Regions from separate parts of the Mus musculus genome. Here all the other regions are linked to region 1. A link is a loop called in an ENCODE intact Hi-C map of the cell type or tissue named here. Cell type or tissue: left cerebral cortex. All regions are shown on one strand. Region 1 has its middle 16 kb from the start of Otor. Region 2 has its middle 65 kb from the start of Kif16bos. Region 3 overlaps Kif16b (kinesin family member 16B).

Region 1 (2,500 bases):
GCAAGGAAGTGCTATTTTTATTTGAAAAGTAAGAAGACATTGTAATCATCTTCAGGAAGAAGTCGTAAAGCAAAGAGGGCATGATAGCTGTTTGAAAGGCAATTAGGCTATCTCTTGGAGGAGATGGGAAATAGATTCCAGAAGAAATGCAAGGAACCCTTTTGACCCCATCATGTGTCAGTACTTCACCAGCCCGGAGCCCCCGTGGAGCTGATGTGTTAGAGATGGCTCTGGGAGAGATGTCAAACCAGGAGAAAAGCAGCAAGGGGTGAGGTGTTGGGAACAATAGAGAAAAGGGTTCGTGGGTGCTCTTCCATATGTTGCTGATGGCAGGTGGCAGTTCTGTCTGGGTTGCAAGCTGTGTATATGATAAGCGTGCGACAGTGAATCTGCAGAATCCTATTTTTCATGTTTTGGCTCTACCTAATGACTCGTTACAAAAAAAAAAGGACTTACAAAACATACCTACCTGGATAATTGGTTAGGCCTGCCTGGTATTTGTCATTCTTTCCAAATTCACCAACTGATTATTCATGTCACCTTTTAGTGTAGGTTACTTTCAACTCGGTGCTGCTCACACAGGGGTTCAGAGTACCCACTGATGGGGTGCTGTCTTTAGCACCATCAACCATAGAGGTTTAGCAGCATCCCTGGCTCTTGCTCCTGAATGTTAGTAGTCTCCTCCAGCCACGCCTGAAAGTTTCCAAATGCTACTGGCCGTAATGAGTCAGAATAACTTTTGGTTAAGAACTATGTTGTTCCCTGAAGTAGAAAATAAAGGGATGGTTTTCACTAGCCATATTCCAGCAGAATGTCATGAGCACGCTTACAGACCGTCACAAAGCTGGTCATCTGGCTTCAGATCTCAGCCTCCCACCCCTGCTTTATGGCTCAAATGACAAATGTTGTCTTTTGGAGCCACCCCGCAGAGCCATCCAAGACACCAGGAGCCGTGTTAATTGTTCTCCAGACAAGCTACCACTCTGAGCGCAAGGTGTTATTGCTGCTTTCTAGAAATGAATTAAACCAACTCAAACAAATTATAAACTCTGCAGGGCTCCATATCAAAAGGAAACAGGCAAGATGGGTTTGAAAGAGAACCATCCGCTTTCCCCTAACATGCGGATTTTCAAATCTGTCAAATTTATTTTTAAGGTCTGCAGCAAAGGCATATTAATACCTCTTATCTGTGCCAGGTGTCAGGCAGATTTAAATATCATGCCTTGATGGGAAGAGACGAAATGGAGGCTCCATGAGTAACTAGTCTGGATGCTTCCATGACAACCGTACCTGGTTTCCTTTGGAAATGTAGCCCTGTGTGCTGGATCCAGACCAACCACTGGAGGTCACCCTAGCCCTATCGTAAAGTTTCACGGTGTACAGAAGTACATCACTGAGAGAATCCTAGGCTAGATTAGCTGCAGAAGCTCCAGGGGGTGCAACAGGACTTCCTGAATATTCTGAGATCCTGTGAGGGTGAGGACAAACAAAGTGAAAGTTGGCCCCTTGCGAAGGCAGCTGCAGCAGATGAGGTCAGTGTGGTGGGCAGACGCCTCTATTTATGAGCTTCTGGGGTTCTACTGTTTGTTTCCAATCTCTAGCAATCACAACCTACTGGAACCATCTTTGCCAAACTGCAGAACTTCGTGGTAATGATGCTTACCTACTAAAATCCTTAGCCAATGACTTGTCTATCACCGTAACACAATACTAGAGGTTGGGTTCTTTATGAAGAACAGTTACTTAGCTCACTGTTTCAAAGGTAGAACGTTCATGTTGTCTGGTGAAGACTTTTCTTGCCCTGTAGTGACTTGGTAAAAGGGGATGAGGCAAAACAGAATAAGCACTTGCTGCAGAGTCTGCTTCCTCAACAAAGCCACTCCTGAGCCAATCCATTAATGAGCTAAGCCCTCACAGCTCCATGATCTCTCAAATGCAAACATCGTAACTATCCTTACCATAAGATCGTGTGCATTAAGTTTCCAATACATGAAATCAGGAAATTTGTTCAGACCATACCAAAGAATATGCCAAAGAGTATACAGAGACAGCCTAGCTTCCTTGCCTTGGAGATGAGTGGCTCTGTGGTGATTTAGCATACAGGAGCATAGCTCAAGTCCTCTCTGGGGTCAGGCCAGAGCCAGCCACCAAGACTTTACCTGAGGTGGCATTCTGGCTGAGTTCCTTCCTTTTCCTGTCCTTCTGCTCCATACTATCCACTTCCCCTGAGAGCTATTCTTTGATAAATCACTAAGCATAAGTCTCCACCTTTGGGTCTACTTCTGAGCAAGCTAACCCAATACATCAGTGTATCATCAGTGCTCACGCATGTTGATTCTGGTCATCACCCTAGCTGCTGTATGTGGCACTGAGATTTGTAAGTCCATCCTTTCATAGTGGCCCATAATTCCTGTGGCATTTTTCTACAGGATTGGTAAACATCTACTGCTGCATCCCAGCAGGTCCAACTGATGCCTCTTCTGTCTATTGTCCAAACAGC
Region 2 (2,500 bases), 130 kb after region 1:
TTGCTGGAGTAAGTATGTCATTGAAGTGTGGGTCTTCTGTGCTCAAATCATGCCCAGTGTGGCACACAGTTCCTTCTGCTGTATCAAGATGTAGAACTCTTAGCTCTTTCTCCAACACCATAGCTATATGGATGCTACCATGCTTCCTACCATGATGATAATGGATTAACCTCTGAAATTGTAAGCCAGCCCCAATTAAATATTTTTATTTCTAAGAGTTGCCGTGGTCATGGTGTCTCCTCATAGCAATAAAACCCAAACTAAGATAGATGGTACCTTAGAATACATGCATGACAAGCACATCTAAGAAACAAGTACCAATCACTCCTTTAAGTGGGTGACTTAATTTTCCTGGAACAGCTTTGCTTACCTGTAAAATGGATATGATAATAGTAACTATCTCAGTGCTGTTGTGGGGACTATGGATAAACTTAAACAAAAGAATTGTAATCATGAACAGCCATTGTTCTTATGCATTGGAGTGAGTATGCTCACTCCTAGGTTACTGGAACAAATGACTCACAAAGTTAAAGTTCAAAACAGCAAAAGTCATTTCTTTCACAGTTCAAGAAGCCAGAAGTCTAAACATAAAGGCATTATCTGAGCTTGTTTATTCTGGAGAGCGAGTGCATATTCCAGACACCTCTCCAGGGGAAGATACTGCACAGCAGCCCTTTGTAAAGGTGTCACCCCGGTCTGCCTCTGTTGTCAGTCACTGACTGCTTCCCTACCTTCTGCTCCTGTGTCCAGGACTCATCTATAATGGCATCACTCACTATGGGACCAATGGCTCACCTCATCCAGCATGGCCTCAACAATTTCAGCTGTAAAGACTCTCTATTCAAGTGAGATCACTCTATGAGGAGCCAGGCAGATAGAGTTCAGGGGGACTCTTCGCCTGCTGCATGCAGTTAGTGCCATTCCCACAACTTCCAAACACTTAAAGAGCAAGAGAGAAGAGGAGAGGAGAGGAGAGGAGAGGAGAGGAGAGGAGAGGAGAGGAGAGGAGAGGAGAGGAGAGGAGAGGAGAGGAAATTCATGCTTCCAAGAGGCCATCTTGAATCAAAACCCATCACTGCCAGGGCTTATAGACTTTTGTTTGTTTTTTGTTTTGTTTTGTTTTGTTTTGTTTTGTTTTGATAAATAATAAAGTGCCAAAAAAGGGTAATTCACAGAAGTTCTACGGCTATGTTCCTGATACTGATACTTTGGCAGAAGTATCACTTTATATAAACAAAATGCAAACTCTTTTTTGTTCAATCAATAGTAAGCAAGTATTATGTCTCTCCCAACTCCTGTGTAAGCTATTTGTTTCCCTGGATTTCTGTAGCAATTGGGCCTCAAGTGATACTTGAGGCAGCTTTTGAAATGTGCCACTAGAGGGCGCGGGGGGTGTATGTTTGTGCTTGAGATGCACAGCGCAGGATAAATGAAGTATTTTTGTGCTGCTGAGTTTGAGCTGTATGTTTGTGATTGCAGGGTAATTTCATCTTAATGTTGACAATGCAGCTTTCACTGCAGATCAAAGCCAGATAGCATAAATCACAAGCTGTGTTCCTATTAAAAGCATATTGTCTGATGGAGACGAGACTCTATCCAATAACAATTCAAAACTTCCTTTAATCACGGAAGTTCAAATGCTGTCTTTAAAATTGAACTTTGGCACAGTCAGAACGGGCATTGCATTATATATGGAATAGCTTCTAAAAATAACTGCGGTGCAATGATTTGAGGAGACTGAAGATGTAAAATAGGTTTCAAGGTTTTCAGCCTGGAGTATATGGGCTGACCTCTCAGCTTTGTTTCCCAGAAAATGTGAGCATCAAGTAGCTCAGAAGGGTGACAGGCTTCAGAAAGATAGTAGCGATGATAACAAACACATAGGTCCTTGACATATATTAATTCATTGAATTTGCACAGCAATCTTTTCAATGTGGATAGCTCATAGGCACGTTTACTTTACAGATATACTAAAGCCCATGATCACCAAGAGGTACCAAATCACTAAATGCCTTTTGTCATGACTGCATAAAGAAACTAATGATGCCAAATGCAGAGATGGATGAGGAGCGACTGAAATTATCACACACCACAGGAAAGAATGCACAAAGATTCAGCCCTTTGGAACAGCTTTACCATTTATTATAAAGTTAAATACATAGTTACAACCTGGTACAGACTTCCCACTTCTAGGCAATTATCTAAGAAAAACAAAAACGTATTGCCACATATTGAACATTACATGAATGTTTATACCTACTTAGTTCATAGGTGCCTAAAATAAGCAACTCAGAAGTCTCCCATTTGGTGAATAGAAAAGCTACTCTGCATGCAATGGAATGTTGATTAAGAATGGAAAATGAAAGTATTCTCACCCAAAGGATGCTAAAGAAAAAAGATGGAAGATTCGAAGTGCTAATTATAAGAATAGAGAATGATAAAGGGTCATCACAATGTAGGGAAGGAAGAAAAATGACTTGAGTGGCATTATGGAGTTTGG
Region 3 (2,500 bases), 230 kb after region 1:
ATTCGAGTTTCCCTTGAGTCAGACATGCTTGGTACTGTGTCGTGTTAAATCCTCGGAAAAACCTTGATGAGCTTTAGTAACTTGCTCAGGTTCGAAGGCAGATTGCGTTTCAGTAGTGCCAGAGCTGAGTCCATGGTACTAATGTGAGAGGAGGTGGAAAAACCACCACGGGCAAGCTTTTGTGTGGGGAAAAAAAGGAATTATTCATTCAAGCTGCCAGGTGTGAAGAGAGGGCAGCCTCCTGTCACAGCATCAAAGGAGAGGAGAGGTGAAAGGGTAAGGATGAGGTTGGGTCCCGGTGGCTGATCTGTCTACACTGACAGGAGAGGCTGGCATAGAAGGCTATGGATGTGGAGCCCAGACTGATGCTCTGTTACACACATGAGAGGTAAGTGACACGAGGTAGGGAATTTTAAGGGGAAAAACAATTTATTGTAGTGATCTTCAGCATGTCTCCAAGCACAGGATGAATGAAAAGCCTTGGATCTTCATTTTTAACCTACTTAATGATCTGTTGGATTTTCTTGTTTTTCTTGAATTTGAAGTCCTTTGGGACAGAGGGCTGTGCAGAGGGATGGAGAGTATTGTGTGACCATAGGACCTGGCTGGGAAATGTTTGCTGACCAAATGACCCAATTTATAGATGGTTATGGGAGCAGGTGATACTTTCTGAGATGCACAATAATCAAGATGATGGAAGGAAGAACAAATGTAGCCCTTCTCTCTGCAAGTTAGAAGCCAGTGTCAAGAGTTTCAAGGTAGCTCTAGGTTGTGCAAAGCTTTCCGAGCTATACTTTAGGTGGTTTCGCAGAATATCTTGTTGGTATTTCAGGGATCCTTAGAGAGAAGAATCTGGGATTGTTCTGAGGAATTTCTAAGCGAAACACACTAAGCCATGCATCTAAGCCAACATAGATGCAGAGAAACAATTATTAAAATATTGAGATATTCCCTCATCCCTTTTGTAGCACTCACCAGAAGGCTTCAGTACCAAGTGTCTACTCAGCTTTTCAGGTTGGTGGTAATGAGTGAGAGTGTAGCCGAGCACCATGAACCAGAACAGCGCTAGCTGGCCTTCTCGCTCCCCTCTTCTGTTTTAATCAGTTGTCTGTAAAATAGAGAAAATATATCCACAACTATAAAGTTTCCTTTAAGTCTGAAAAGCAAACAATTGTTTTAGAATTAGGGAAAATAACCAATGAGCAATTTAAACCCACGGTCTTATAAATTAAAGAGCATTGAATAAGGTCTTAATTTTTTAAATGGTTCTTCAGTATTCCAAAGGGAGGCTTTGAGCTCATCCTACCTGCTTCTTTAATTCTACCTTGGAGAAACTGGAATCCAATAGCTTCCCAGTTGTCCAGCTAGATGGCAGTGTCTTTGTTTCAGCAGTGCCCTCTTGTGGTTGATTTTTTGCTAGTAAGGCCCCGGGATATCTTGGATCACTCTTGAAATCAGCTTGAAAGTGTTTGCACACATGGCAAAGCATATAGAGCTAACTGTGAGGGGCTTGGCCAGGGTTTGGTGCTAATGGACTCACCAGTCTCTTGAATCTGTCCTGCTTGGTACAGTAGCGGATGCTGAGTCCGTCTGTGGTGGGAGTGTGGCAGGGTGGCCTCTGGAGAGGACTGTGCCTGTTTCTGTACCTCGGTGTGGCCATGGTGGATGGCTTGCTTGGTGCTGAGGCTGCTCTAGTTCTAGTGTCACCTCCAGATCTACCTTTCCTAGGTCTGTCCTAGCATTGTGCCTGCTGGGGCTCTTGAGTCTGTCAGAAGGCCACCTAGGTGATCTTTCTACTTGCTAACAAAGTAATCACCCACGAAGCATGGATTTTAACTCTTGGGAGGATTTTAATTGTGGAATCATTTCAGATTGGGTTAACTGTTTAACATGCCTTATTTTACCTTCATCTGGGCTATGAGAAATGCCCCTTCTTTATTCTCTGAAATTTCTGTGGAAAATTTTTTGTTTCTGCTCCAACCTGAGAGATTTGGAGAAGTAGGATTTTTACTTACAGTTCATATGGAGTGGGGAGAGGAGACCTAAGCGTGTCGTCTGGATCCCTGAGTTCCCTGGAGTTTGGGAATGCATCCTCCCAGCCAGCACCAGGGTTTGTGATTGTAGAGGATGTCGTTAAAGCCCTGTGATGAGAGTACAGCTCCAGCTCTGCCACTCATTGCAGGGCCTGAGTCCTGACCTTCCCTCTCAGCTTCCTCATCTGAGGGTTCATGAACCCTCTCTCCTTTGAATTAATACATGACCCTGTGACAGTGCCCAGTAAATGTGAGATGCCATGGCTGGGTATTGCATAAGTCATTAGACTTTGACGATGAGATTAGAAAATAATAGTGCCTGAAGCTGAAATGGCTAAAAATTAACTGAGAATGAGTGGCTGTAGCCATTTTTGGTAGAATTTCAGTTGAAATTACATTTAGTAATGTTTTATATAGAATCTGAAGGAAGTGCAAACCAAATAAAAGGAAGGAAGCCCAAGTCTATT

What was found. A loop is a pair of places that touch in the nucleus more often than their neighbours do. Peaks named below come from ENCODE experiments on the same cell type or tissue, not always from the same donor. Only the 100,000 strongest peaks of a DNase experiment are listed, where the experiment ranks them.
Region 2: it touches region 1 in a loop (4-fold over the local background); 8 of 42 quality-filtered maps call a loop at or near these places.
Region 3: it touches region 1 in a loop (7-fold over the local background); 22 of 42 quality-filtered maps call a loop at or near these places.

The regions. Positions count from the first base shown.
Region 1 is chr2:143,092,786-143,095,285 of GRCm38, reverse strand. No RefSeq gene overlaps it. Among named protein-coding and RNA genes, the nearest start is that of Otor, 16 kb to the right of the region's middle. In left cerebral cortex, a CTCF peak has its summit at 1,346 (motif pointing right); DNase peaks (open chromatin) are centred at 2, 299, 826 and 1,340; H3K4me3 peaks cover 379 bases; H3K27ac peaks cover 1,272 bases.
Region 2 is chr2:142,966,343-142,968,842 of GRCm38, reverse strand. No RefSeq gene overlaps it. Among named protein-coding and RNA genes, the nearest start is that of Kif16bos, 65 kb to the right of the region's middle. In left cerebral cortex, a CTCF peak has its summit at 1,374 (motif pointing right); a DNase peak (open chromatin) is centred at 1,392.
Region 3 is chr2:142,858,667-142,861,166 of GRCm38, reverse strand. The region is part of intron 3 of Kif16b (kinesin family member 16B); the gene reads left to right. Among named protein-coding and RNA genes, the nearest start is that of Kif16b, 42 kb to the left of the region's middle. In left cerebral cortex, a CTCF peak has its summit at 1,394 (motif pointing left); a DNase peak (open chromatin) is centred at 1,409.